Linked DNA regions of Homo sapiens: region 1 is linked to region 2. A link is an interaction called in ENCODE POLR2A ChIA-PET data of the cell type or tissue named here. Cell type or tissue: Caco-2. All regions are shown on one strand. Links, peaks and the distances in the headings refer to the core of each region. The heading gives the core; the rest is flanking DNA. Region 1 holds the start of IL9 (interleukin 9). Region 2 overlaps TGFBI (transforming growth factor beta induced).

The links. ChIA-PET counts read pairs that join two places held together with the same protein. Peaks named below come from ENCODE experiments on the same cell type or tissue, not always from the same donor. Only the 100,000 strongest peaks of a DNase experiment are listed, where the experiment ranks them.
Region 1: POLR2A ChIA-PET joins it to region 2 with 5 read pairs; 6 of 35 experiments call an interaction of 5 or more read pairs at or near these places.

What each region holds. Positions count from the first base shown.
Region 1 is chr5:135,892,376-135,896,765 of GRCh38, reverse strand. It overlaps IL9 (interleukin 9), which reads left to right and starts at 925. Exons shown (of 5, transcript NM_000590.2): 1 at 925-1,063; 2 at 1,176-1,211; 3 at 1,294-1,326; 4 at 2,615-2,746; 5 at 4,256-4,390. The coding sequence starts at 950. The coding sequence ends at 4,375. LOC124901074 (a long non-coding RNA gene) reads right to left here. Exons shown (of 3, transcript XR_007058947.1): 2 at 4,163-4,324; 3 at 618-1,068. In Caco-2, for the core only: no CTCF peak of the experiment used is centred there; DNase peaks (open chromatin) are centred at 1,031 and 1,825.
Region 2 is chr5:136,051,273-136,055,662 of GRCh38, reverse strand. TGFBI (transforming growth factor beta induced) reads right to left here. Exons shown (of 17, transcript NM_000358.3): 8 at 2,544-2,756; 9 at 1,583-1,720; 10 at 802-947. Among named protein-coding and RNA genes, the nearest start is that of TGFBI, 24 kb to the right of the region's middle. RefSeq lists an enhancer at 1,232-2,431. In Caco-2, for the core only: no CTCF peak of the experiment used is centred there; DNase peaks (open chromatin) are centred at 1,872 and 2,421.

The sequences.
Region 1 (4,390 bases), core at 230-4,229, 160 kb after region 2:
TGTAATTCTAGCTACTCGGGAGGCTGAGGCAGGAGAATCGCTTGAACCCGGGAGGCAGAGGTTGCAGCGAACCTGGATTGTGCCACCGCACTCCAGCCTGGTGACAGAGGGAGACTCTGTCTCAAAAAAAAAAAAAAAAAAAAAAGAAATGTTACTAGTATGTAGTAAGTTCTCAGTAAATGTTAGCTACTATACTCTTTCAAGTGCTGGGTTTTTACTTGATGTCATACAGTGTTATATAAGATCTCCAAAGATACTGAGGAGTCCTCAAGGCCAATTTTAACAAGCATGGTTGCCGCATTCTTGTGCTTATAGTTGAACATTTCTTCTTTCAGACACTTGCACAAAGGGATACTTCTAAGATGCATTTGCATTAGGTGGCAAACTTCATCCTGGGTATGAAAAACATTGAGATTTGGGAATAAAGCATAGTAAGACTGAGGTTGCAATTACTAAAGGAAAACCCCAACAGAGATAAGTGAAGTTCTGCAATATCATGCACCCTCCCCCAACCCGCTCTGTCTCCCCAGGCCCCCCTTCGTTAGAACACCCATGACTGGCTATATTATATCAGCATTTCCCATAATGTAAAAAGGGAAAATACAGACCTGGGCGTTCATGGAAAGTATTCTAACTCTCACAACCAGAATCCCTGTCTTTGAATTTTTTTTCTTGGTTTTTAGATCTTTAACTTTTCCTTCAGCATTTCAGTACTCAACTTTTTGAAAATCATCTTTTCTGAGGAATGATATTTCCTGGCACAGCATCATCTCTGTCAAGTGACTCAGTTTGATTTTTTTGTTTGTTAGTATAAAGTGGCCCCAACTTACAGAGAAAAAGTGGGCTCTTGGTATCAGTTTGATGTCAGGGTTTTTCCGTGTTTGAGAGGGAGCTTTAAATACCACTCGATTTGAAGGTGTCTGCAAGCGAGCTCCAGTCCGCTGTCAAGATGCTTCTGGCCATGGTCCTTACCTCTGCCCTGCTCCTGTGCTCCGTGGCAGGCCAGGGGTGTCCAACCTTGGCGGGGATCCTGGACATCAACTTCCTCATCAACAAGATGCAGGTAGGCTGCAGGGGGAGCCCATGGGAAAGACAGCTACTGACAAAGTGAAATATGTATGAGGATGAAAAAACTCGGGGCTGACTAAAGGTTCTTATCTCTCTATCTACTTTAGGAAGATCCAGCTTCCAAGTGCCACTGCAGTGCTAATGTGAGTGAATGCTCTTTAAGAACTTTCCAAATTAATTTTAATTTTCACATCTGGAATCTTCACTCTGAAATTTCCCTTGCAGGTGACCAGTTGTCTCTGTTTGGGCATTCCCTCTGTAAGTATAGTGAAATAACATAATGTTGACCTTGGATTTTTTTGGTTTGTTTTTAAGTAAAAATAAGTTGCTTTATTTAATATTTAATGTTATACATTGTTGCTTAATTTAATTGTTACAGATTAGTATTCCCTGTTAAAACCACATTGTTACAAATTATTCCCTTTTAAAACTACGATCTTGAAATCCTATATTATGAACATTTCTTTGTATTTAATTAACTTTATGCCTCTTGAGAAGTTTGAACACTTTTCAACATTAAAAAAAGAATCCTGAATATCTTTTTAGATAGGTGGCCATGTGCACAATTAAATAAAACTGGAACTAAGGATATAATAATTGCTGTAGCTCATATCATATTGCTTTCTAACTCATTTACTGATAACTCTAGAGTTGTGAAACAATGTAAATAAAATGACAACTCCTTATCTTTCATCTGTCATGAATGATCTATGCGCTATACCTCCCCCTCCCTGCCTCCTCCCTTCCTCCCCACCACCCTGTTGTCTGTCTAGCTGATTAGAGTGACTGTTGGTTTGAATGCTGCCCTCTGGGCAGGTAGAGGATCTGAGGTTGTGAGTGGAAGGAGGGCTTCCAGAGGGCCACTGCCCACTACGGCAGGAAGGATGGGTGGCAGGAAAGTTCTGATTCCTAATTCAAACTCCTGGTTAGGGTGAGGAGGAGGCACTTCTCCAAGGTGCAGTGCTTTATTCTTTCTCATGCAAGGCCTGGGAGAATCTGAAGAATCTGAGCTTCTTGCCCTGGCTAGGGTAAGACATCGCACCCATCGCGGTCCATCCATTAGATGAGAAGAGGATAGAGTGCCTTCTGGGCAGGAACCAGGCAGACAGCACAGCCCCTGTCCCTTGGAGTACCGTCCATGTTTTTAGCTGCTGCTGAAATACCAGCTGCATTCAATTGTCACATCCCATTAGCTGGTGTGAAAAGGCTTTTCCTCACTCTGCACTTTCAGACTTACAAGCCTTGAAGCCGGGAAGCACCCGTTGAAAAGAACATTCAGAGCCGACTATTTCAGGGCCCAGAGCCCTCATGTTTCCTGGATGTAACATACAGGAAGTCTCCTCCAGGGGATGTCACTGTGGAAAAATGGCATCCCCTTTAAATACGGGAGATCACTTCCTACATTGGCAAGGGACCTGTCTAAAAATAATGCAAGTTTGAGTAATGGTGATTAAATAAAAATCATCTCTATTATATTGCTCTTTGTGATATATTTCCAAAGCTGTCCTCAGAATATTTCTTTGAATAAATCCTTACTATTTACCAGGACAACTGCACCAGACCATGCTTCAGTGAGAGACTGTCTCAGATGACCAATACCACCATGCAAACAAGATACCCACTGATTTTCAGTCGGGTGAAAAAATCAGTTGAAGTACTAAAGAACAACAAGTGTCCAGTAAGTTTGTTTTCATATGTGATATGTTCCTGTTGGTGATTTCTATGTGAATGGTGATGCCAACCCTGTTTGAACACAAAAGGATGATAAAGTTGGAATTGGTAGTTCAAGGTTGATAAAAGACATCTAAGAATTTTAATCAGAAGTAATATAATTAAAGTGAGATCCACTGAAACAATAGAATTAAAGTGAGATAGATCATTGTTCCTGACGAGGCCATTTACTTCTCTCTACTATGGAATAATGAAAGAATCCTTTCTGAGTGTAATTAGAAGCTACAATCTAGAGAATCAGGGATGTAGCTCACATAATACTAAATTATCCTAGAGATTCAATGTACTAACTGAATGGATGTTGTTAACAGGGATTTTTTTTTCCTGTTGGTTAAGGAGGTTTTGTTTTGTTTTGGAGACAGAGTCTTGCTCTGTTGCCCAGGCTGGAGTGCAGTGGTGCCATCTGAGCTCACTGCAGCCTCTGCCTCCCGGGTTCAAGTGATTATCCTGCCTCAGCCTCCCGAGTAGCTGGCATTACAGGTGCGTGCCACCATGCCTGGCTAATTTTTGTATTTTTAATAGAGATGGGGTTTCACCATGTTGGCCAGGTTGCTCTCCAACTCCTGAACTCAAGTGATTTGCCCGCCTTGACCTCCCAAAGTGCTGGGATGACAGGTGTGAGCCACCATGCCTGGCCTGCATTAAGGAGGTATTTAAAGGGCAATGCACCCAGGTCAAGGTGGAAGCTTGCTACTCATCCTGAATGCCCATCCACACATTCTTTTCTTCAGCATATACCCTAGTCCCTGACAGCAGACTGGGATGGCAAGTTGGGTAGAGGTGACCTCCCTCTGTTTTTTGGGTATTAGCATCTCCACACAAGATCCTAGAAGGCTGAAAGCCCTGAGCTCAGCTGTTTAGCTGCATGCGTTTCTACCATCAATGGCATCTAGTTCTAAGTGCTTAATATATGCTGTCTCACTGAATAAATACATACCTTAGGGACAATTATTCAATTTATTACTCTCAGTGAGGTTAACTAATTTGCCTAAGGCTGCATATTTGATAAGTGGCAGAGCTGAGATTTGAACTCAGGCCTATATGACCTCAGAGCCCCACTCTTAGCCATTGTACTGTCAAATGACCTTGGAAAGACAACCTAAAAGGATAATGATACAATTTTAGGCCTCAAAGAGTCCCCAGAAAAGGCTTTCTCTAATGCAGAGATTTAGGGCCACTTAATAGGGGTGTGTGTGTGTGTGTGTGTGTGTGTGTGTGTGTGTGTGTGTGTGTAAAGACCCCTGAAATCCAATTTGAGGTCAACCACCTATGCTGTCTTTACACCACATGAGCTAGCCTGGACCTGCCCACCTATTTGCTCTGTGTCTCAAGCCACTTCCCTTCCCATCCCCACAATCCTCACCACCGACTCTGGCTCTTGGCAGGTAGGCTTCTGGGGCTGCTTGGCTCTACATCATTTGAGTCACTCTGTCCTTATCAACTTTCATCCCCACAGTATTTTTCCTGTGAACAGCCATGCAACCAAACCACGGCAGGCAACGCGCTGACATTTCTGAAGAGTCTTCTGGAAATTTTCCAGAAAGAAAAGATGAGAGGGATGAGAGGCAAGATATGAAGATGAAATATTATT
Region 2 (4,390 bases), core at 262-4,261:
AGAGAAAGAAAGGACTGGTTATACTTCCACGAGGGGCCTCCTGATTTGTTCAGAGCATGTAGCAGGGTCATTATCCATGAAGATGAAGGAGTATACACTGGGATGGGTTATTAAGGCTGGGATAAAATGATGTATTTTCTCCAGGAAATAAAACAATAAATGGTCTTCCTTAAGGAAAGAACGGTTAGAGAGGCCCCAATAAAGTCACACAGAGGTCCCATAATGAGAATATCAGTTACACATGAGGTCCATTGACAATGTTGAAATAAATACGTTGAACCCATTTATTTATTTCTTTGTTTAACAGATGATAACCATCTTTAGCCAAATGGTGCTGGTTGGTCCCAGGCAAGAGCTATGTTGAGTTGTACTTCCTTTTTGATTTCCAGGGTAACTGTTGGGTTTGAAAACAAAGAAGATACAGCAGAAGAGAGAAGGCACCTTTTGGACCAAGGAGGGCTGTATTTTAGTTTAGGGGGCTTCTCTTCTCATAAGCTCAGAAAGAGTCTGAACTCCATCCCTCCTCCCAGGTGTTAATTCCTGAATTCAAGAAGGACTTATTCCTTCACAATACAGGTTGGATAATTGTGTGGTTTATTCTCAAAGGCCTCCAGAAAAAGAGATTCCAATCCTTCTGCAGGATCTCATTTTGTTATCTATATTTTCCAGAAATTATTTCCTTCCTTGTCAGCAACCAGTTCTCATGCAAACTCCTGCTTATTGAGGACATTTTTTTTTACACTAATACAAGTCCCACAGTAAGGAGCTTCCCAGGAGCATGATTTAGGACCCAGAACTTACATTACGATAAACAAAAACTCTCAGTTTTTTGCCGCCCAGAGTTTCCAGGGTCTGTCCATGGTACAGATACTTAGAGGCCAGCTGGTCTTTAATTATGTGGTTCCGAAGCAAATTCCTTGTATGGGCATCAATTGGAGGGGTTCCATCTACAAGAAAGGGTGATGGTTAGGTCCAGAGAGATGTGCTCCTGCAATGAAGAGAGTGATGAGAGATAAATACAGTGAAAAAGCCCATCCCTCCTTGAGTTTGGAAACAGGGATTGAGAAACCAAGTGAAGCTGCCAATATTCCTTAACATCTGGTATCTTCTATGGAGAATTAAAGAAGATCCAGATAATCAAGGGTGTTTGGAGTTTTGCCCTAAGAGGGAAGGGCAGGCACGCACACAACTTGGCCCCCTTCTCTGCCTTCCTGGGGCTGCAGCTCAGCTGTACCCTCACTCTGACCTCTTGACTATACATTGGCAAGTGACCCTGCAAATAGAAAGGCAAGGGAATGCTCTGCTCTCCCAGATGTCAAGTCTTGAGTTCTGAGGAACGGCTGCCTCCCAGATGTCAAGTCTTGAGTTCTGAGGAACGGCTCCCCAAAGGCATTCTCTGCACTGCCTAATGAAACAACAGAGCCTCTGAAGTTTCTGCTGAAGTCACATCTGCTTTTGGTTGAGCTGAGTGGAAGTTCTAATGTCCCATGGGGTGCTGTAAATCGGAGAGTGTTGTGGAGGTGACAGGGGTGGGGAAGCTGCCTCCAGGGACAATCTAACAGGGATGCCTTCCCCATGTTACCTTTGAATACAGAATTCAGGGGAGCCAGGAGGGTCAACCGCTCACTTCCAGAGAGATGATTGCCGAGGCCGGCTTGTCTGAAAAGGTCAATGGCTGTGGACACATCAGACTCTGCAGCCAATTCAAATAGTGTCTTGGCTACAAGGAAGGAGAAAGTGGGTTCAAAAGTTAAAAGCGCTGTTTTCATTTATCATTCATCCACCCCAGGGCATGACACACATCAGCAGGAATGTCATCTCGTGAGTCAACAACCCCTCTAAACACTGCTGGGGCCCAGCGGGCTTGTGTCATCAGGGGAACAGTCACCTAGAAAATCTAACCAGTCAGGAGGAGAGGGAGGAGAGGTGAGCTCAGTTAGGCAGAGATCAGCCTCTGTCCCAGGCCCTGTGGGCTGCTTGGTCAGGGCACATTCTAACAATGGGAAGAAAGACAGTCTGTGTGATGGCTTCTGTGGTGTAGATAAGGCCAGCAACCACACCCATAGAAGCATTTTGTTTTTTCCTGTGAGATTCCTTCACTCATGGACAGATCTCACTGGAAGACTAGAATGGGGCTAGGATTCCTAATGAGACACAAGCCAAAGTCCATTCAGTCATTCTAACTGGGTCAGTGACCATGGGACAGCTTGGGCACTACTGAGAAAGCACATGCTCTGAGGTCAGCAAGTGGCCCTCTTTGCCCATGCACAGCAGGCAGATCTTCTGAAAGGCCTCTGTGATTGAGTCTGTCCCCAGACCCCTTCAATAGCTCCCCACTGCCTCTCCACTGCACTTGCAAGCCTGAAGCTCAAGACACATCAGTCTGGTCACAACCCACACATTTGCAGTGGCCGAGAAGCTGTGAGCTGGGTCCAGGCAGGGAAGTCGCCCAAAGATCTCTGAATTTCCCCTCCCCCGCCACAAAGGATGGCAGAAGAGATGGTGGGCCAGGCAGGGCCAAGGCCCCCGGAGGCCTGGCCTACCTGAGTCTGGGATGAGTAGCTCATCAATGTAGTGGATCACCCCGTTGGTGGCTAGGATGTCTTTATTGGAGATGATCGCCTTCCCGTTGATAGTGAGCATGTCCCCGCTGCAGCCCACCTCCAGTGTCGTGCCCTCCAGGGTCTCTACAGACAGCCCCGCAACGATGGCTTCAGCACACATAGCTGACTTCAAGATGTGGTTGTTCAGCAGGTCTGGGGTCCAAACAGACTCAGGTCAAGTCAGGGTCCACTCCACGATAACCTCAGGGACCACTTGCAGCCTGCCCATGCTGTGAGGATCCTGTTCTCTCAGATGAGGACCCTCAGATGAGGCTGGGGCACCACAGGGCCCAGATCCTCCTCGCCTTCTGCCTGCTGCCCTAGAAAACCAGCTGGGGCCCTGTGGCCACTTTCCAGCTGTGGGACCCTGGGAGAGTCATTTAGCCTCTTTGAACCTCAACTTCCTTATCAGTCAAGTGGACATAAGAATTGCATTCATCTCCTAGGGCTGCTGTGGGGATGACATGAAATTCTGAACCTAAAGCACTCGGCACGGGGCCTGACAACAGAGTAAATGCTCAACAAATGTTAGTGATTAGCTTATTTGTAGCTGAACTTCAGGGATACAAGAAAAACTCAAGAGAGCCTACCACGGGATTTTAGAAATCTACTCACCTTTATAAAAATGTAAACTGTAGTAGGAAAAGACGAAAAGTGTACAAATGACAGCTTTGAGTTATTTGTGTACACTTTATTTGTCCAGTTTTCTGTTCATTTAGCCCAAGGGTCTACTAGCTGCCAGGATATATCTTAAGGTTTGGTGATCAGTAAGACTTGGCCTTTGCCATCCCATTCACCACACCCATAAATAGTAAGTATAATAATTTATTTGCTTATCCAAGTGCTACTTTAGGGGGCAGGGCAGGGCTGAGGCCCAAAGGGGGCTCCTGACCCATCGTGACTCCTGCTGGTCTCCATTGCCTCGGAGAGCCCAGACAGGCTGGATGGAGGCAAATGCAAGGACCAGTCAAGGAGGAGGAGCCCCCCCCAACCCCAGGCTGAGCAGGTGGCCTGGACTGCTGCTCACCAAGGTCACCGAGGCTCTATGTCCCATATTCTCACCACGGAGGCGAGTTTCAATCTGATCCCAAGTGTGGGAACCAAAACCACACTGTCATAGGCAGGAGGAAGCTCTGAGGCCCTGCAAGGCATGGGGCTGCTGCAGACGAGTTGATGGCCTTGGAAGCCCGTGCTGGCCACATTCAGCCAGAGGGAAAGAAAAAGGGTGAGAAGGCCTATGGGAATGAGGCCTTGGGGATTGAGCTTCTTAGAGAAGGAAGGTGAAGTCCACGATGTGGTAGAGGAACCTGCCAGGGCCACTTGGAGGGTGAGCAGGGCCAGGGCTGGAAACTAGTCTTCAAACTGGACACACCACCAGCCCTGGCTGCTTCTCGCCTGCCTGCCTGCCAACCTGCCGGTAACAGCAGGAGACTGTTGGGTGTGGGGCAAGGACCTCTTCCTTCCAGTCTGCAGCGATGGCACCAAACAGAGTGTCCTTGCTCTGAACCAGCTGGTTAGTGAGTAGGAAAAGGCAGATTTGCAAAAGGGACGAAGTAGGGGCCTTTTTTTTCTTACAGTTTATAATAAGGAGTTTTTTTTGTTTTGTTTTGTTTTGTTTTGTTTTTTTCTTTTGAGAGAGTCTAGCTTTGTTGCCCAGGCTGGAGTGCAGTGGCATGATCTGGGCTTATTGCAACTTCTGCCTCCCAGGTTCAAGTGATTCTCCTACCTCAGCCTCCTGAGTAGCTGGGATTACAGGTGGCCACCACCACACCCAGCTAATTTTTGTA